Linked DNA regions of Homo sapiens: region 1 is linked to region 2. A link is an interaction called in ENCODE POLR2A ChIA-PET data of the cell type or tissue named here. Cell type or tissue: OCI-LY7. All regions are shown on one strand. Links, peaks and the distances in the headings refer to the core of each region. The heading gives the core; the rest is flanking DNA.

Region 1 (8,717 bases), core at 457-8,456, 120 kb after region 2:
ATGGCTTATTGCTCCCAGTCTCCAAACCTGTACAGCATGTTACTATACTGAATACTATAGACAACTCTAACACAATGGAAAGTATTTGTGTATCTAAACATATTTGAATATAGAAAAGGTACAGTAAAACTAAGGTATTATAATCTTACAGGACTACTGTTGTGTATCTGATCCATCACTGACTAAAATATCATTAATCTCTCTCTCTTATACACACACACGGAGGTAAGAAATGAACTTAGATAACTTGTGACATCATCAAAATTCTGTATAATTTTTTTTTTTTATACTGGGTCTCACTCTGTCAACCAGGCTGGAGTGCAGTGGCATCACATTACAGCTCACTGCAGCCTCAACCTCCTGGGCTCAAGCAATCCTCCTGCCTCAGGCTCCTGAGTAGCTAGGACTATAGGCACATGCCACCAAACCCAACTAAGGTTTTTTTCATTTTTTGCAGAGATAGGGTCTCATTTGTTGCCCAGGCAGGTCTGAAACTCCTGGCTTCAAGCAATCCTCCCATCTCAGCCTCCCAAAGTGCTGGAATTACAGGCATGAGCCACAGTACCCAGGGCTTTGGAGATATTTTGATGCTTCCTTTATCAGGCACGTTTTGACACTTCTAGAAATCTTCAACCAAAGAACTAGACTAGTCAGGTTCCCAGGCATAACCTAATCAACGACGATTTGTTCAACCTGTTTTATGATGGTGAAAATTGAACAGCAAAGTATCATCTAAATATACTCTGGATAAACTCGGGGCCAGTGGCGCAATGGATAACGCGTCTGACTACGGATCAGAAGATTCTAAATATACTCTGGATAGAAATACAGGTTAAAACTTTAACTCGCATCCGTGTGAAGAGACCACCAAACAGGCTTTGTGTGAGCAACAAGGCTGTTTATTTCACCTGGGTGCAGGCGGGCTGAGTCCGAAGAAAGAGTCAGAGAAGGGAGATAGGGGTGGGAACGTTTTATAGGATTTGGGTAGGTAATGGAAAATTACAGTCAAAGGCGGTAGTTCTCTGGCGGGCAGGGGTGGGGGTCACCAGGTGCTCAGTGGGGGAGCTTTTGAGCCAGGATGAGCCAGAAGAAGGAACTTCACAAGGTAATGTCATCGATTAAGGCAGGAACAGGCCATTTTCACTTCTTTTGTGATTCTTCAGTTACTTCAGGCCATCTGGATGTATACGTGCAGGTCACAGGAGATATGATGGCTTAGCTTGGACTCAGAGGCCTGACATTCCTGTCTTCTTATATTAATAAGAAAAATAACATAAAACAAAATAGTGGTAAAGTGTTGGGGCAGCGAAAATTTTTGGAGGTGGTATGGAGAGATAGTGGGCAATGTTTCTCAGGGCTGCTTCAAGCGGGATTAGGGGCGACGTGGGAACCTAGAGTGGGAGAGATTAAGCTGAAAGAAGATTTTGTGGTAAGGGGCGATATTGTGGGGTTGTTAAAGGGAACATTTGTCATATAGAATGATTGGTGATGGAAACATTTATTGTACAGAACTATTGGTGATGGCCTGGATACGGTTTTGTATGAATTGAAAAACTAAACGGAATAAGAGAAGGAAAAAAGCAGGTATTAAAGGACTAAGAATTGGGAGGACTCAGGACATCTAATTAGAGAGTTTCCAAGGGAGTCCAAGGGGGTTTAGCGTAATTACTTGCTTGGTTGGCAAGTCTTTGGGCTCTATTCTTGACAGAGTCCTTTTTTTTAAGTTGGAGGCTGAGCTTGGTGAGGTGTGTTTTTAAAAGACAATTAGTCGTTTCACCTTTCCTGAAGATTGAGGACCGTAAGAGGTACAAAAGTTTCACTGAATACCAAGAGCCTGAGAAACTGCTTGGGTGATTTGACTAATAAAGGCCGGTCCGTTATCGGACTGCAGAGAGGTGGGAAGGCCAAACCGAGGAATTATGTCTGACAGAAGGGAAGAAATGACCATGGTGGCCTTCTCAGACCCTGTGGGAAAGGTCTCTATCCATCCAGTGAAAGTGTCCACCTAGACCAAGAGGCATGTGAGTAAAGTCAATTTGCCAGTCCTGGGCAGGGGCAAACCCCCGAGCTTGATGTGTAGGGAAGGGAAGGGGCCTAAGAAATTCCTGAGGAGTAGTAGAATAGCAGATGGAACACTGAACAATGATTTCCTTGAGGATAGATTTCCACGACAGAAAGGAAATGAGACGTTTTAAGAGATGGGCTAGCAGCTTGTAACCTACATGGAAGAGGTTATGAAATGATGACAGAATAGAATGGGCCTGTGAGGCTGGAAGGAGATCCTTGGTCCAAGAACCATTTGCCTTGTGTGGGAAGAGATTGATAGGTGAAGTTTCAATGGAGGAGTAGGTGGGAGTGGCCAGATGAGAAGGAGAAAAACTGCCCTGAGGGATAGAAGTTGGAACTCTAGCTGCTTTTTTAGCTACCTTATCAGCATAAGCATTGTCCTGAGCCATGGGATCTGATGCCTTTTGATGGCTGCTTTTTTAGCTACCTTATCAGCATAAGCATTGTCCTGAAATGATGGGATCTGATGCCTTTTGATGGCTGCTTTTTTAGCTACCTTATCAGCGTAAGCCTTGACCTGAGCGATGAGATCTGATGCCTTTTGATGGCCTTTGCAGTGAATGACTCCAGCTTCCTTTGGAAATAAAGCAGCCTTGAGAAGAGTTTTTATTAAAGTGGCATTAATGAAAGAGGACCCTTGTGTAGTGAGGAATCCTCTTTCTGCCCATATAACAGCATGGTGGTGCAAGATATGGAAGGCGTATTTAGAGTCAGTATAAATATTGACGCGTGTAGTCCCTTTGCAAGAGTGAGGGCTCAAGTTAAGGCAATGACTTTGGCTTACTGAGAGGTAGTGGAGGGGGGCGGAGCGGTAGCCTCAATGATAGATGTGGAAGATACTATAGCATAGCCTGCAGGCCAGGCGCAGTGGCTCACGCCTGTAATCCCAGCACTTTGGGAGGCCAAGGCGGGCAGATCACGAGGTCAGGAGATTGAGACCATCCTGGCTAACACGGTGAAACCCTGTCTCTACTAAAAGTACAAAAAATTAGCTGGGCGTGGTGGTGGGCGCCTGTAGTCAGTTACTGGGAACACTGTGAGAGCCAAGTTCTCAGATGCCAGCCAATGGCCAATCTTGCAAGCAGACCTTTCTAAGAATAGCTATCTCAGACCTACTATGTTAACTCTTTTCTGCACAGCAAGTTATTTATCTTCTCCAGATCTCAGAGTCATGTGTAAAAAGTGAATAATAATAATAGAAACTATTTCATGGAGACCATAGTACAAGTAATATGTAATCCTGTATGATGACAAGACTTCATGACCTAAAGATCAGTCGATGGTAGTGATGAGGAAGATTACAGAAAGTTATAGACAAGGTAAAACAACTCAAAACATAAATTTCAACCCCACAGCAACTTTTAGAGGACAATAAAACCATAATTATCAGGAATGATCTTGAAAAAGGGTCAGTGGAAGAAACACTGACCCTGTCTTTCACTCACAAAATATACGGGAGATTTAAAATATTTTATCATATTGGCCAGGGGTGGTGGCTCACACCTGTAATTCTAGTATTTTGGGAGGCCGAGGCGGGTGGATCACTTGAGATCGGGAGTTTGAGACAAGCCTGGTCAACATGCTGAAACCCCGACTCTACTAAAAATACAAAAATTAGCCGGGCATAGTGGCTCACACCTGTAATCCCAGCTGCTCCAGAAGCTGAGACAGAAGAATGTCTTGAACCCGGGAGGTGGAGGTTGCAGTGAGCTGAGACAGTGCCACTGCAGTCCAGCTTCGGCAACAGAGTGAGACTCCATCTCAAAATAAATAAATAAAAGAAAAATAAAATTCTAAAATGAATGCAGTAAGATCTCTCTGTGTGTGTCTCCATGTGTGTATACACACACGTGTGCCTAGATATGTTTAGGAGTGTTTTATACCTATGTACATATATTATGTTGCGTATTGTGTATACAGCCAGAAATTCCTTGAGGAATTCTATTCAGATTGGTTTAGATAAGTGAGTGCTTACATAAATTGTTAAAATATATAGGAATCAACCCAAATGCCTTTTTAATTCACATAATTTAAGTAAATCTTTGATAAATAAGCTGGTTTTAAATTTATTGATGAAATAAAAATAGGAACATCTTCAGAACTGTTAGCATACATTTTTGCCTGGTTTTACTAGTTAGAATTTGTTTCTGCTAAATGTTTTAGGGTGTCATGATTGACACAGGTTATAAAACTATAAAACCAGCCTAAAAACAGAATAGTCTTTTATTTGTGAAGCTCTTTGATAAGACTAATTTAATAGTGTTGATTTAATGAAAACAGCTGTATCTTCTGAGTTATCAACAAAATCTCCATACATTTAACTTTAAGGTTCTTTTTTAGGTTAACATCTGATATTCTTAGGCTATGAAAAGGGCGAACAGGAAAGTAACCTGAATGACGACTAGCTTTGTCTAATATCTCAGTTCTCACAAATAGTCTACGTAAAACTGTTTAAAAAAAAAAAAAAAAAAAAAAAAAAACTCTGAGTAGGCCGGGCGCGGTGGCTCAGGCCTGTAAACCCAGCACTTTGGGAGGCTGAGACGGGCGAATCACCTGAGGTCAGGAGTTCAAGACCAGCCTGCCCAACATGGAGAAACCCCGTCTCTACTAAAAATACAAAATTAGGCCAGGCGCAGTGTAATCCCAGCACTTTGGGAGGCCAAGACGGGTGGATCACAAGGTCAGGAGATCGAGATCATCCTGGCTAACACGGTGAAACCCTAACTCTACTAAAATTACAATAAATTAGCTGGGTGTGGTGGTGGACGCCTGTAGTCCCAGCTACTCAAGAGGCTGAGGCAGGAGAATCGCTTGAACCCGGGAGGCGGAGGTTGCAGTGAGCTGAGATTGCGCCACTGCACTCTAGCTGGGGCGACAGAGCGAGACTCCGTCTCAAAAACAAAATTAGCTGGGCATGGTGGAGCATGCCTGGAATCCTGTGGTGAGCTGAGATCGTGCCATTGCACTCCAGCCTGGGCAATAAGAGCAAAACTCTGTCTCAAAAAAATAATAAAAATTAAAAAAATAACAAATTATGGGCCAGGCACGGTGGCTCACGCCTGAAATCCCAGCACTTTGGGAGGCCGAGGAGGGCAGATCACAAGGTCAGGAGTTCAAGACCAGCCAGTTTGAGACCAGCCTGGCCAACACGGTGAAACCCCGTCTCTACTAAACATACAAAAAATAGCTGGTGTGGTGATGGGTGCCTGTAATCCCAGCTACTCCGGAGGTTGAGGAAGGAGAACTGCTTGAACCCGGGAAGTGGAGGTTGCAGTGAGCCAAAATGGTGCCACTGCATTCCAGCCTGGGCAACAAAGCAAGACTCCGTCTCAGAAATAAATAAATAAATAAATAATGTAAATACAAATGGAATAAATGTTTATAAATGAACTTTTCACATAATTTGAAATATTAAAATTATGTTAAATTAAGTGATAAATACTCATTAAATGTCCAGATCGTTTCCAAATAAGGAAAAATACTGAAACACCAATTGCTGAACATAAATACATTTGTTCTTGCCTTGTTAAATCTTATAGAAAGACTGAATATATTTCAGTCTATTAATACACACAAAATTATGTTACGGAGAATGTTTGTAAAAAATATTTAAAAGTCTAGGCATAGTGGCTCACACCTGCAATCCCAGCACTTTCAAAGGCTGAAACAGGAGGATTACTTAAGGCCAGGAGTCCAAGACCAGCCTGAGCAACACGGCAAGACTCTGTCTCTACAAAAAAAATTTTACACTAGCCAGGCATGGTAGCATGCTCCTGTAATCCCAGCTACTCCAGGGGCTAAGACAGGAGGATCCCTTGACCCCAGAGTTCAAGTTATAGTACGCTATGATCATGCCACTGCACTCTAGGCTGGGCAACAGTGAGAGACCCTAACTCAAAAAATAAAAAAATATATAAAATACTGATATATGATAGTTCAAAATTTCTTGCTTCCTAGGTTTTCATTAAAAATCAAGATTACTAAGTTAGAAATTCTAACTAATGTATATAATTCTGTATATGAAGTGTAACAAAAAACATCATGTGGCTTTGATGAGAAAAATTATGAGAAAAGCATAAGAATGTATTATTCATTGAGAAAAAAGAATAACTGTAAATTCAGAGGTTATTTAAGGTTATTTTGAAAAGTAATATTTAGGAAGGAAATAATATAAAAAGGACTCAGTAAGCAGGAGAGAGAAATATAAAGAAAGTTATAAGGATGTAATTTTGGCAAAGAGGGTTAAAAGGAGAATAACTTTTCACAATGATAAGGAAAAAAGAAAGTAAACTGTGTCCTAAAGTAAAATGACAGGTTATTTAAGAAAGAGAAAGTATAGGACAAAGCTAAAGGACCAAGAATGTTGTGGAAGATCTGATTAAGCTGTGGAAAGTTTGTGAAGGATGAATTTATTAAAGAAATTTTGTGTGTGGGCCAGACACAGAGGCTCATGGCTGTAATCCCAGCACTTTGGGAGGCCGAAGCAGCCAGACCACTTGAGCCCAGGAGTTCAAGACCAGCCTGTTCAACACAATGAAACCCCGTCTCTACAAAAAATACAAAAACTAGCCAGACACACTGGCATGTGCCTGTAGTCTCAGCTACTCAGGAGGCTGAGATGGGAGGATCACTTGAGCCCGCCAAGTTAAGCCTACAGTGAGGTATGATCGCAGTGGAGACAGAATGAGTCCCTCTATCAAAAAAAAAGGAAGTAGGAAGGAAGGAGGGAGGGAGAGACAGAGGGAGGGGTGAGAAAGAGAAAAGAAAGAAAGGAAAGGAAAGGAAAGAAAGAAGGAAAGGAAAGGGGCAAGGGCAAGAGAAAGAGAAAGAGAAGGAAGGGAGGCAGGGGTGAGAGAGAAAGAGTGGGGGTGAGAGAGAAAGAGGGAGGGAGAGAGGGAGAGAGAGAAAGAGGGAGGAAGGGAGAGAGAGAAAGAGAAAGAAGAGAGAGAAAGAAAGAAAGAAGGAAAAGAAAGAAAGAAAGAGAGGGAGATGAAAAGAAAGAGAAAGCGGGGAGGAGGGAGGGAGGGAAAGAGATAGAGAAGGAAGGAAGAAAAGAAGGAAGGGAGGGAGGAAGGAAGGAAGATTTTTTCATACGATTAAGTTGGCTATAAATAAAAGAAAATTAGTTACAAGTCTTTCTAAAAGTTTAGCTTTGGTCAGGCACGGTGGCTCACGCCTGTAGTCCCAGCACTTTGGGAGGCGGAGGCGGGTGGATCACCTGAGGTCAGGAGTTCGAGACCAGCCTGGACAACATGGAGAAACACCATCTCTACTAAAAAATACAAAAATTAGGTGGGCGTGGTGGCATGCACCTGTAGTCCCAGCTACTCTGGAGGCTCAGTCAGGAGAATCACTTGAACCTGGGAAGTAGAGATTGCCGTGAGCCAAGACTATGCCACTGCACTCTAGCCTAGGTGACAGAATGAGACCCTGGCTCAAAACAACAACAAATATCTAAAATTTTGGTCCCCTGTGTTAGAACAAGCTTTTCTTGAAGTCTTGATCTGTTCTTAGTAAAAATTGCAAGAGGTTTTTATGTTTATTTCAGAAATCTGTTTCTTTAAGTTTTTAAACATCTTCTGAACTGCAGCTTTACAGTTTACAGCAGTTCTGTATTGGCTTTTACTGATGTGTCTGAATTGCTCCACTTAACCCAGAATTTCCCATGATTTTACTAAGAGCCATGTATTTCCTGCTCAAGGTACTAGTTTTCCTGTTTACATTTCTCTATAATATGGTGTACGCTCATAACCTTGGACACACACTCTTCCTGTGTCAAGTAATTTTTCATCAGGTCCAACTTCCAGATTATCTAAATGGGTTTCCCATTAGCAGAAGCAATCTCATTGCAGGAAGTTTTCTTTGCCTTTTTGTTAACTGGCCCAAGAAACAAAGACTGCATCTTATGAAGATAATCCCTGTATTTCATGCTGTCTTTATTAGGGTTTTTGGTTACTTAGGAAAACTGGGCTTTAGAAGGGTTAAGGGTTTGGGGTTTTTGTTTGTTTGTTTCCCATCCATGTAACTTTCTGTATTGCTTTTGAAATCTTTTGATTATTACTGTGGTTAAATTAATGACTATTATTTCACAATGACCTATGATTCTGTTTTGATCAGGTGTTTTAAACCTTTTGACATCTTTGGTAAACTTCCCCAGGATCAAGTTCTAAATTAAGTCTTTTGGCTTGGAGCGGTGGCTCATGCCTGTAATCCCAGCACTCTGGGAGGCCGAGGTGGATGGATCACCTGAGGTCAGAGTTCGAGACCAACCTGACCAACATGGAGAAACCCCATCTCTACTTAAAATACAAAATTAGGCCAGGCACAACGGCTCACGCCTGTAATCCCAGCTACCCGGGAGGCTGAGGCAGGAGAACCACTTGAATCCCAGAGGCAGAGGTTACAGTAAGCTGAGATCGCACCACTGCACTCCAGCCTGGGCAACAGAGCAACACTCCGTCTTAAAAAAATAAAAAATAAATAAGTCTTTCTTGACCTCAAACTAACTTTAGGATGTTCCACAAGGCACTGGACCTTCTCAAAGATTTCTGAAACAGAGACACTGAACTAAATCAGGCTTGATATGCTGAATTATATGGAAAGCACTGACAAATAAGTGATTCTAGATCTTCTTGCAGTTACATTTATTG
Region 2 (8,717 bases), core at 460-8,459:
TTGTCCTATGTCATGTTGTGGTTAAATACTCTGGCAGTCAGTGTTGCACCAGTCCACCTTGGGGAATATCTTTGGGTTTCCTGTAAGGTCTAAGGGGACAGAGACAAGACTATAGTAAACACTTCCTAATGATTCCCCTCTACCTAGTCTCTTATTCAAAATGTAGCCCAATGATATCTTTCTCAGACGTGCTCATCTACAGTGAAACAAGTACAAAAGGGCTATGCCAATAAAACTTGAAAGGCAAATTGCAGTGTATTATTCCATACATGAGTAGTGTTATCACACCTGACAAGAATTATTCATTGTTTTTCAAATATGAGTATAGAAATTCTGAATGAAACATCCTTTTTTAATAATTACTATTTTTTTATTTTTGTAGAGACAGGGTCTCACTATGTTGCCCAGGCTGGTCTCGAACTCCTGGACTCCAGGGAACCTCCTGCCTCAGCCTCCGAAAATGCTAGGATTACAGGTGTGAGCCACCACGCCTGGCCCAAGTTTTATTAATAGGAAGATATGTGTCTCTACTGCAAACAGTAGAGCTGTTATATGAGGAACATAGATTTGAAAAGTTTCCCCCGTTCTAACCCAGATGCCTTTTCCACCTGATCTTGGAGAAATTAAGACCACGTAAGCCCTCATTTTAAAGAGAAGTAAGCAGATCTTGGCTGGTACGGTGGTGTGCACCGGTAGTCTCAGCTACTCAGGAGGCTGAGGTGGGAGGATGGCTTGATCCCAGGAGTTTGAGGCTACAGTGGGTTATGATCATACCACTGCACTCCAGCCTGGTAACAGAGTGAGGCCCTTACAAAAAACAGGCCCTTTGGGGAAAAAAAAAAAAAAGGCTGGATGTGGTGGCTCACGCCTATAATTCCCAGCACTTTGGGAGGCCAAGGTGGGTGGATCACTTGAGGTCAGGTGTTTGTGACCAGCCTGGCCAACATGGTGAAACTGTCTGTACTAAAAATACAAAAATTAGCCAGGCGTGGTAGAACAAACCTGTAGTCCCAACTCCTCGGGAGGCTGAGGAAGGAGAGTCGCTTGAGCCTGGGAGGTGGAGGTTGCAGTGAGCCGAGATCACGCCACTGCATTCCAGCCTGGTGACAGAGTGAGACTGTCTCAAATAAATAAATAAATAAATAAATAAATTTTAAAAAGTTAGGTAAGCAGGTCTAGAGAGTTGTGGCACAGCTAAATAGTCATAGAACTGGGACTAGAATTCTCTTTTGAGGCCTTAGAATTTGGTCACGCTGCAGTATATCCTGCATCTCAAAAGCTTTGTCTTCTGAGGGTGAATTTGTTGAAAACCACCAAGAGGATCTCAGGCCAAATAAGGTAGATGACCAGATTTGATAATCTGCTATTAGTCCAAAATGAACTGGCTTTAACAAGAATGTTTTCCTTGAGAATTGTAGTGAATGAATAGCCTATTAAATGCATCGCAAAAACTAGATCCCCCTAAAAGACAACAGGGAATGATAGACTATCCCATTTGATTCATCTCATATATACACAGCAGTCTCAGAGTTGCAGTGCCAGTACCACCACTACTAATTATGATCACTTAGACATAATTACTAATTATGATTGCTACTATGAAACTTATGAAAAAAGTTTAAAATTTTTAAATTGAAGATGCTTTTCTCATCCTGCCCCCTCCTTTTTTGGTGTACTACATCTTCATGTTCACTGTTGGGCCATATAGCCATTACATATTGAATTCTCCCTGAAAGTCTTCTTTAGAATTGATTTGCTAAGTAGCTCTGTGTTTAGTGCTTTGCTCCAGTTCTTACACCAGTGTTTCTGGTTGTTTTGGTCTGAAGCTTGTTCTCTAGTTCTAGATATGGCAAATTTTTTTTTGAAGAAGGCTACATATTAAATATTTAGGCTCTGTGGGCCAAAAATGGTCCTGTTAATGTATTCGTGAGTGTGTGTGTACTTAACAACACATTTTTTAAATGTAAAAGCCATTCTTAGCTTGTTGGGTGTGGTGGCTCATGCCTGTAATCCCAGCACTGAGATGGCTGAGATGGGAGGATTGCTTGAGCTCAGGAGTTTGAGACCAGCCTGGGCAACACAGTGAAGACTCCATTTCAAAAAAAAAAAAAAAAAGCCATTCTTAGCTTGAGGACTGCCAATCCTTGCTTTAGTAGATTCCTCATAAGGGGCTCATGGAGACAATATTCCAGTTTTGCTGGATATAAAATCCTTGGCTTACACTTTATGTATTTTAAATATGTTACTTCATTTTCTTCTCACATAAAACATTGCAGTTGAAGTCTGATGACAATCTGATTTTTTTTTTTACTAGACCACTTGGTGTTGGTCATTCTGGGTTGATACTCTCAAGTTTGCAATGTCTTTTTTTCAATATCTACTTTTTAAGTATTTTTTTTTAAGTTTTCTTGATTTCTTTTGTTCCCTTTCGTTGGTCTTCATCTATAAGAACTGCTATTACTCATATTTTGGGTCTTTGCTCATTTTTAGTATTTGTCACTTTCTCCCTTTTATTTTTTTTTAAAAAAAGCAATCCTTAGGTTTGACTCTGATCTTTTTCTCATTTCTTTTTAATTTTTATTGCTAATTCTTTTTGGTGTCTAATTTCTGAATTTTCTAATTCTGATTTAGGTTATTCTTTCATGTCTTGTATCTTTTTGTTTTGTTTTGTTTTGAGATGGAGTATCGCTCTATTGCCAGGCTGGAGTGGAATGGCGCCATCTCGGCTTCCTGCAACCTCCTCCTCCCGAGTTCAAGCGATTCTCCTGCCTCACCCTCGCGAGTAGCTGGGATTACAGGCGCCCAACACCATGCCTGGCTAATTTTTGCCTTTTTAGTAGAGACGGGGCTTTGCTACGTAGGCCAGGCTGATGTTGAACTCCTGACCTCAGGTGATCCGCCCGCCTCAGCCTCCCAAAGTGCTGGGATTACAGGCATGAGCCACCGCGTCCGGCCTCTTGTATCATTTTCTTTTTTTTTTTTTTTTGAGACGGAGTCTCGGTCTGTCGCCCAGGCTGGAGTGCAGTGGCGCGATCTCGGCTCACTGCAAGCTCCGCCTCCCGGGAGCCTCCTGCCTCAGCCTCCGAAGCAGCTGGGACTACAGGCGCCCGCCACCATGCCCAGCTAATTTTTTTTTTTTTGTATTTTTTAGTAGAGACGGGGTTTCACTGTGTTAGCCAAGATGGTCTCGATCTTCTGACCTCATGATGCGCCCGCCTCGGCCTCCCAAAGTGCTGGGATTACAGGCTTGAGACACCGCGCCCAGCCTTGTATCATTTTCTTAAAGACTTAGCTCACTCTGCAATAGGATGCAGTTTGATTTGCTTCCTGGGCACATTTCTGGCATGCTTTCACTGTCTGATATTGTTCTATTCTTTATTCTCTTCATGTGAAATTGATTTTTCTAAATTTTTAGAAGGAAGTGTGGTTCAGGATTGCTTTTCTGATTTCACGTACTCCTCAAACGTTTGACTCCCATTGGACATCCTTCCTTCTGCACATTCATTTTTGCATGGTAGTTTTTTCATATAACCACCCTAAAACTCAGCTTGGCAAAGATAAAATGTCATCAAAAGGAATGTAGGGCAGTCCTATTGAAACTGAGCTCTACATCAAGCCCAGAGCCTGACAGGTGTCAAACGTCACTGTTTATTTCACATTTAAAATATAAAATATACCATGGTGTCCCTGTGAGTTTGCTGTGGTTCCCTGGGACACGTTAGCTCACAATTTGGGGATCACAATCCCAGGTGATGCTGATATTGCTGATCAGGAGACCACACTTGGATGTTTGGCTGTTTTTTGTTTGTTTTCCCCAAAAAACCTACAGGAAGTAAAAAAAAAAAGTACAAGAAGAAAGACTTTCAAAACTTGTACTGCCAGCCATGAAGAAAATTTCTTCCTTTGGACCCATGTACTCATGTATTTATCAATTAAAATGAAATTATTGAAATCAGTTTGGAAACAGTTGTATATGTGTGTATTTGTGGGAGAGCATGCTTGCTTGCAGATGCACACACACCTGCTATGTTTGTTGGGAAAATTAGTATGTGTTCATTTGCTGTAGTCTAGCTTTCTTACTGGAGGGAAAAACTACTTTGAGTAGACAGGAAGGAACAAAAAAAGCATGCTTGCATCCTCATTGACCTTAATGTTCAAGGACATTTGGTGGTAAATAATTGAATTTCCTTTGTAACCTGCCACAGTGAATTTGATTGACTGCTAGTTTGAGATGTGATTGATAAGCCTGCCAAATTTTATAAAGAAAACTTTATATAATGTTTACATTTATAAAATGTTTATGTTTTATAAAGAAAACTTTGTATCTCTCAAGAGAGGGAAATCCAGATTGCCTGGTACCAGCATTTATCATACAGAGAATCTTGGATGTTACTCCCAGTAAAATGTGCCCCTAATTTATACTATAATGAAAATAAAACATAGTTGACCTCTAAAAGAGCAATCAACTGCTTTCAAGTGAACTGCCACATAATGCTAATTAGTTGAAGATTATGCTCTGTTCTCCTTAATGAATTATAAAAAGCAAAACACTAAAAATTAACTCGGGAAGACAAAGTAACTGGTGCTTCCTGCATTTTTCCTTGTTCTTTGTCTTTCTAGGATCCCAGGAAATGTGGGCAACTCATGAGAAGGTAGTGCCCTGGATGGAAGTTAGCTGAACAAAATCAGCTTACTCTAAGCCCTTCTGGCCTCAGCCCCTTTTCTGGATTTTAAGAAATCCAGCAATTGATACAAGATTATAGAGTATACCACTCAGTGAAGTTCAGAGTTCTACTACAGAAAGCCCAAGCCTTGATTTACACTTAACATCTAGGAGAAATGGGAAAGAATCTAGCCATTACTTTCCCCAACAGAGGGATCTGTATAGATGAGATGACCAGCGTAGCAAGCAGCCTGCTATTACCTAATCTCTCACCCAGGATTAACATTAACATGGGCTTTCTAACATTTCACTTTTTACAAACTAGTCTTTAAGATCTTTTTTTTTTTTTTTTTTTTGAGTCTCGCTGTGTCACCCAGGCTGGAGCTCAATAGAGTCACCTCAGCTCACTGCAACCACCATCTCCCTGGTTCAAGCAATTCGCCTGCCTCAGCCTCCTGAGTAGCTGGGATTACAGGCGCACACCACCACACCCGGCTAATTTTTTATGTTTTTGGTAGAGGCAGGGTTTCTCCATGTTGGCCAGGCTGGTCTCGAACTCCTGACCTCAAGTGATCCACCTGCCTCAGCCTCCCAAAGTACTGGGATTACAGGTGTGAGCCACCATGCCCAGCCTAGTCTTGAGGTTCTTAAGATATATAGAAAAAGGAATGTAGATTTTGTTAAGCCTTGCTCTTTTTTTAAGACTGGTTTTATAAATTACAAAGACAAATCCTAGGTTAGAAGAGGCCATCAAGATCAAAGTATTTCTTCCTTAAAAGGATGAGTTTTCATTGTTAATCAGAGGCTAGTTTTAACGGTAGTACTTAAATTAACTGTCCTAGTAGAAAGCTGGAACCTGGAAACTCCTTTATTCTGCCTCTGTAGAAATGGCTTTATACGCCGGGCGTGGTGGCTCATGCTTGTAATCCCAGCACTTTGGGAGGCCGAGGCGGGCAGATCACCTGAGGTCGGGAGTTCCAGACTAGCCTGACCAACATGGGGAAACCCCATCTCTACTGAAAATACAAAATTAGCAGCGGGTAGAGGTGCATGCCTGTAATCCCAGCTACTTGGGAGGCTGAGGCAGGAGAATTGCTTGAACCTGGGGGTGGAGGTTGCGGTGAGCCGAGATTGTGCCATTGCACTCCAGCCTGGGCAACAAGAGCGAAACTCCATCTCAAAAAAAAAAAAAAAGAAAAAAGAAATGGCTTTATACACTATTATGGCAACAATTGAGCTCCTGGTTTCGGTGGACAGTAAATGTTTATCTTACAGTTGTGCTGGGCGAGAAGTCAGGAAAAGGAGCTGAGTGTGTAACTGTGATTTCCTTTTCCGTAGTGTGTTCCATGGGAACCGGTACAAGCAGACTCTATAGTGCTCTCGCCAAGACACTGAACAGCAGCGCTGCCTCCCAGCACCCAGAGTATTTGGTGTCACCTGACCCAGAGCATCTGGAGCCCATTGATCCTAAAGAGCTTCTTGAGGAATGCAGGGCCGTCCTGCACACCCGACCTCCCCGGTTCCAGAGGGATTTTGTGGATCTGAGGACAGATTGCCCTAGTACCCACCCACCTATCAGGGTTATGCAATGGAACATCCTCGCCCAAGGTATGCTGGATGCTTTTGTGCCTCTGCAGTCAAGTTTGCTGTGACTGCCTTTCTGCTTCTGCACATCCACAGTGCACTGTTTTATGTGGAAGGAAGAGGTGTGGGCAGATGGAGGTGACTGCAGCAGCATGGAGAGCTCCTAGAAGAGGTTAAGACAGGGAATCATCTGGTTTTCACTTTTTTTTTTTTTTTAGAAAGAAAAAAGACACTTTAATTGTTCTTGGATAGTCTACAAACATGGAAGGTGTAAAGAATAAACCACGAGTTACTTGCTTTAATTGTAAAAACCAAGTCAGGTGCAGTGGCTCACACCTGTAATCCCAGCACTTTGGGAGGCCGAGGTGGGTGGATCACCTGTGGTCAGGAGTTCGAGACCAGCCTGACCAACATGGAGAAACCCCGTTTCTACTAAAAATACAAAATTAGCCGGGTGTGGTGGCGCATGCCTGTAATCCCAGCTACTCGGGAGGCTGAGGCAGGAGAATCGCTTGAACCCAGAAAGTGGTGGTTGCAGTGAGCTGAGATTGCGCCATTGCACTGCAGCCTGGGCAACAAGATCGAGGTTGCAGTGAGCTGAGATTGAGCCACTGCACTCCAGCCTGGGCAACAGAGTGAGACACTGTCTCAAAAAAATATGTATATATATATATATATATATATACACTTTGTTACAGTAGTAAGGACTTCTTTCCTGGGTCTGCCAAATTAAAAAACAGATGTGTCAATCAACTCTATGTAGCATTGCCTTTTATGTAAGCAGTTGAGATTTTAAGAAAAACAAGGGCCTGATTTTTTTTTTTCCTGGAAAATAAGGGGAGATTCCGTGACTTACCAATCTTTGATTCTTTTTCCCTAAGTAGGAAAAGCTGCCTATTTAAAATAAGTTCCATTCATTCTGAGTAGTGTCCATAATAGTCAGGGTTAAAACTAATACTTGGTGTTAAATATTTGGTGTTTAAAAAAACCAAAAAAATTTTAAAAGAAAATTGGCATTTATTTCATTTTATATAGCTTAGATCCCTGGCACTGCAAAGCAGTTTCCTTAAGTAAGATCTTAATATCCTGGAATATAGTTAACATGAAATCATTTCGAAACAAAAGATCTGTTGTTTGCTTCATCCACATAGTGAGAGGTGATTTAGTTTGGATGGGGTAATACAGTTTGGACAGAGAGCCACTCCAAGCATTTAAAGCAGAGGAAGCATTCTGAGGGTCTTGAGTGATGCCAAACCTCCTGGGTACTTTGAAGTCACGGTTTTGTAAGAGCTGACAACTGACTAGCTTTTTCTTTTCAGCTCTTGGAGAAGGCAAAGACAACTTTGTACAGTGCCCTGTTGAAGCACTCAAATGGGAAGAAAGGAAATGTCTCATCCTGGAAGAAATCCTGGCCTACCAGCCTGATATATTGTGCCTCCAAGAGGTGGACCACTATTTTGACACCTTCCAGCCACTCCTCAGTAGACTAGGCTATCAAGGCACGTTTTTCCCCAAACCCTGGTCACCTTGTCTAGATGTAGAACACAACAATGGACCAGATGGTTGTGCCTTATTTTTTCTTCAAAACCGATTCAAGCTAGTCAACAGTGCCAATATTAGGCTGACAGCCATGACATTGAAAACCAACCAGGTGGCCATTGCACAGACCCTGGAGTGCAAGGAGTCAGGCCGACAGTTCTGCATCGCTGTTACCCATCTAAAAGCACGCACTGGCTGGGAGCGGTTTCGATCAGCTCAAGGCTGTGACCTCCTTCAGAACCTGCAAAACATCACCCAAGGAGCCAAGATTCCCCTTATTGTGTGTGGGGACTTCAATGCAGAGCCAACAGAAGAGGTCTACAAACACTTTGCTTCCTCCAGCCTCAACCTGAACAGCGCCTACAAGCTGCTGAGTGCTGATGGGCAGTCAGAACCCCCATACACTACCTGGAAGATCCGGACCTCAGGGGAGTGCAGGCACACCCTGGATTACATCTGGTATTCTAAACATGCTCTAAATGTAAGGTCAGCTCTCGATCTGCTCACTGAAGAACAGATTGGACCCAACAGGTTACCTTCCTTCAATTATCCTTCAGACCACCTGTCTCTAGTGTGTGACTTCAGCTTTACTGAGGAATCTGATGGACTTTCATAAATACTTGCTTTTGTCTTTTTAATCACAGGAGTCTATTTTTTTTTTTTTTTTTTTTTTTTTGAGACAGAGTCTCGCTCTGTTGCCTAGGCTGGAGTACAGTGGCCTGATCTCGGCTCACTGCAAGATCCGCCTCCCGGGTTCATGGCATTCTCCTGCCTCAGCCTCCAGAGCAACTGGGACAACAGGCGCCCGTCACCACGCCCAGCTAATTTTTTGTATTTTTAGTAGAGACGGGGTTTCACCGTGTTAGCCAGGATGGTCTCGATCTCCTGACCTTGAATCACAAGAGTCTTAACAGGGAATGTTTCAGGAAAC

The links. Peaks named below come from ENCODE experiments on the same cell type or tissue, not always from the same donor. Only the 100,000 strongest peaks of a DNase experiment are listed, where the experiment ranks them.
Region 1: POLR2A ChIA-PET joins it to region 2 with 12 read pairs; 12 of 35 experiments call an interaction of 5 or more read pairs at or near these places.

What each region holds. Positions count from the first base shown.
Region 1 is chr4:139,157,133-139,165,849 of GRCh38, forward strand. All of the region lies in intron 1 of ELF2 (E74 like ETS transcription factor 2), which reads right to left. Among named protein-coding and RNA genes, the nearest start is that of ELF2, 16 kb to the right of the region's middle. RefSeq lists enhancers at 1,857-2,440, 2,441-3,022, 4,895-5,512, 6,157-6,789, 6,790-7,421. In OCI-LY7, for the core only: no CTCF peak of the experiment used is centred there; no DNase peak of the experiment used is centred there.
Region 2 is chr4:139,037,073-139,045,789 of GRCh38, forward strand. It overlaps NOCT (nocturnin), which reads left to right. Exons shown (of 3, transcript NM_012118.4): 2 at 6,002-6,271; 3 at 7,567-8,717. The coding sequence ends at 8,402. Among named protein-coding and RNA genes, the nearest start is that of NOCT, 26 kb to the left of the region's middle. In OCI-LY7, for the core only: no CTCF peak of the experiment used is centred there; no DNase peak of the experiment used is centred there; H3K27ac peaks cover 495 bases.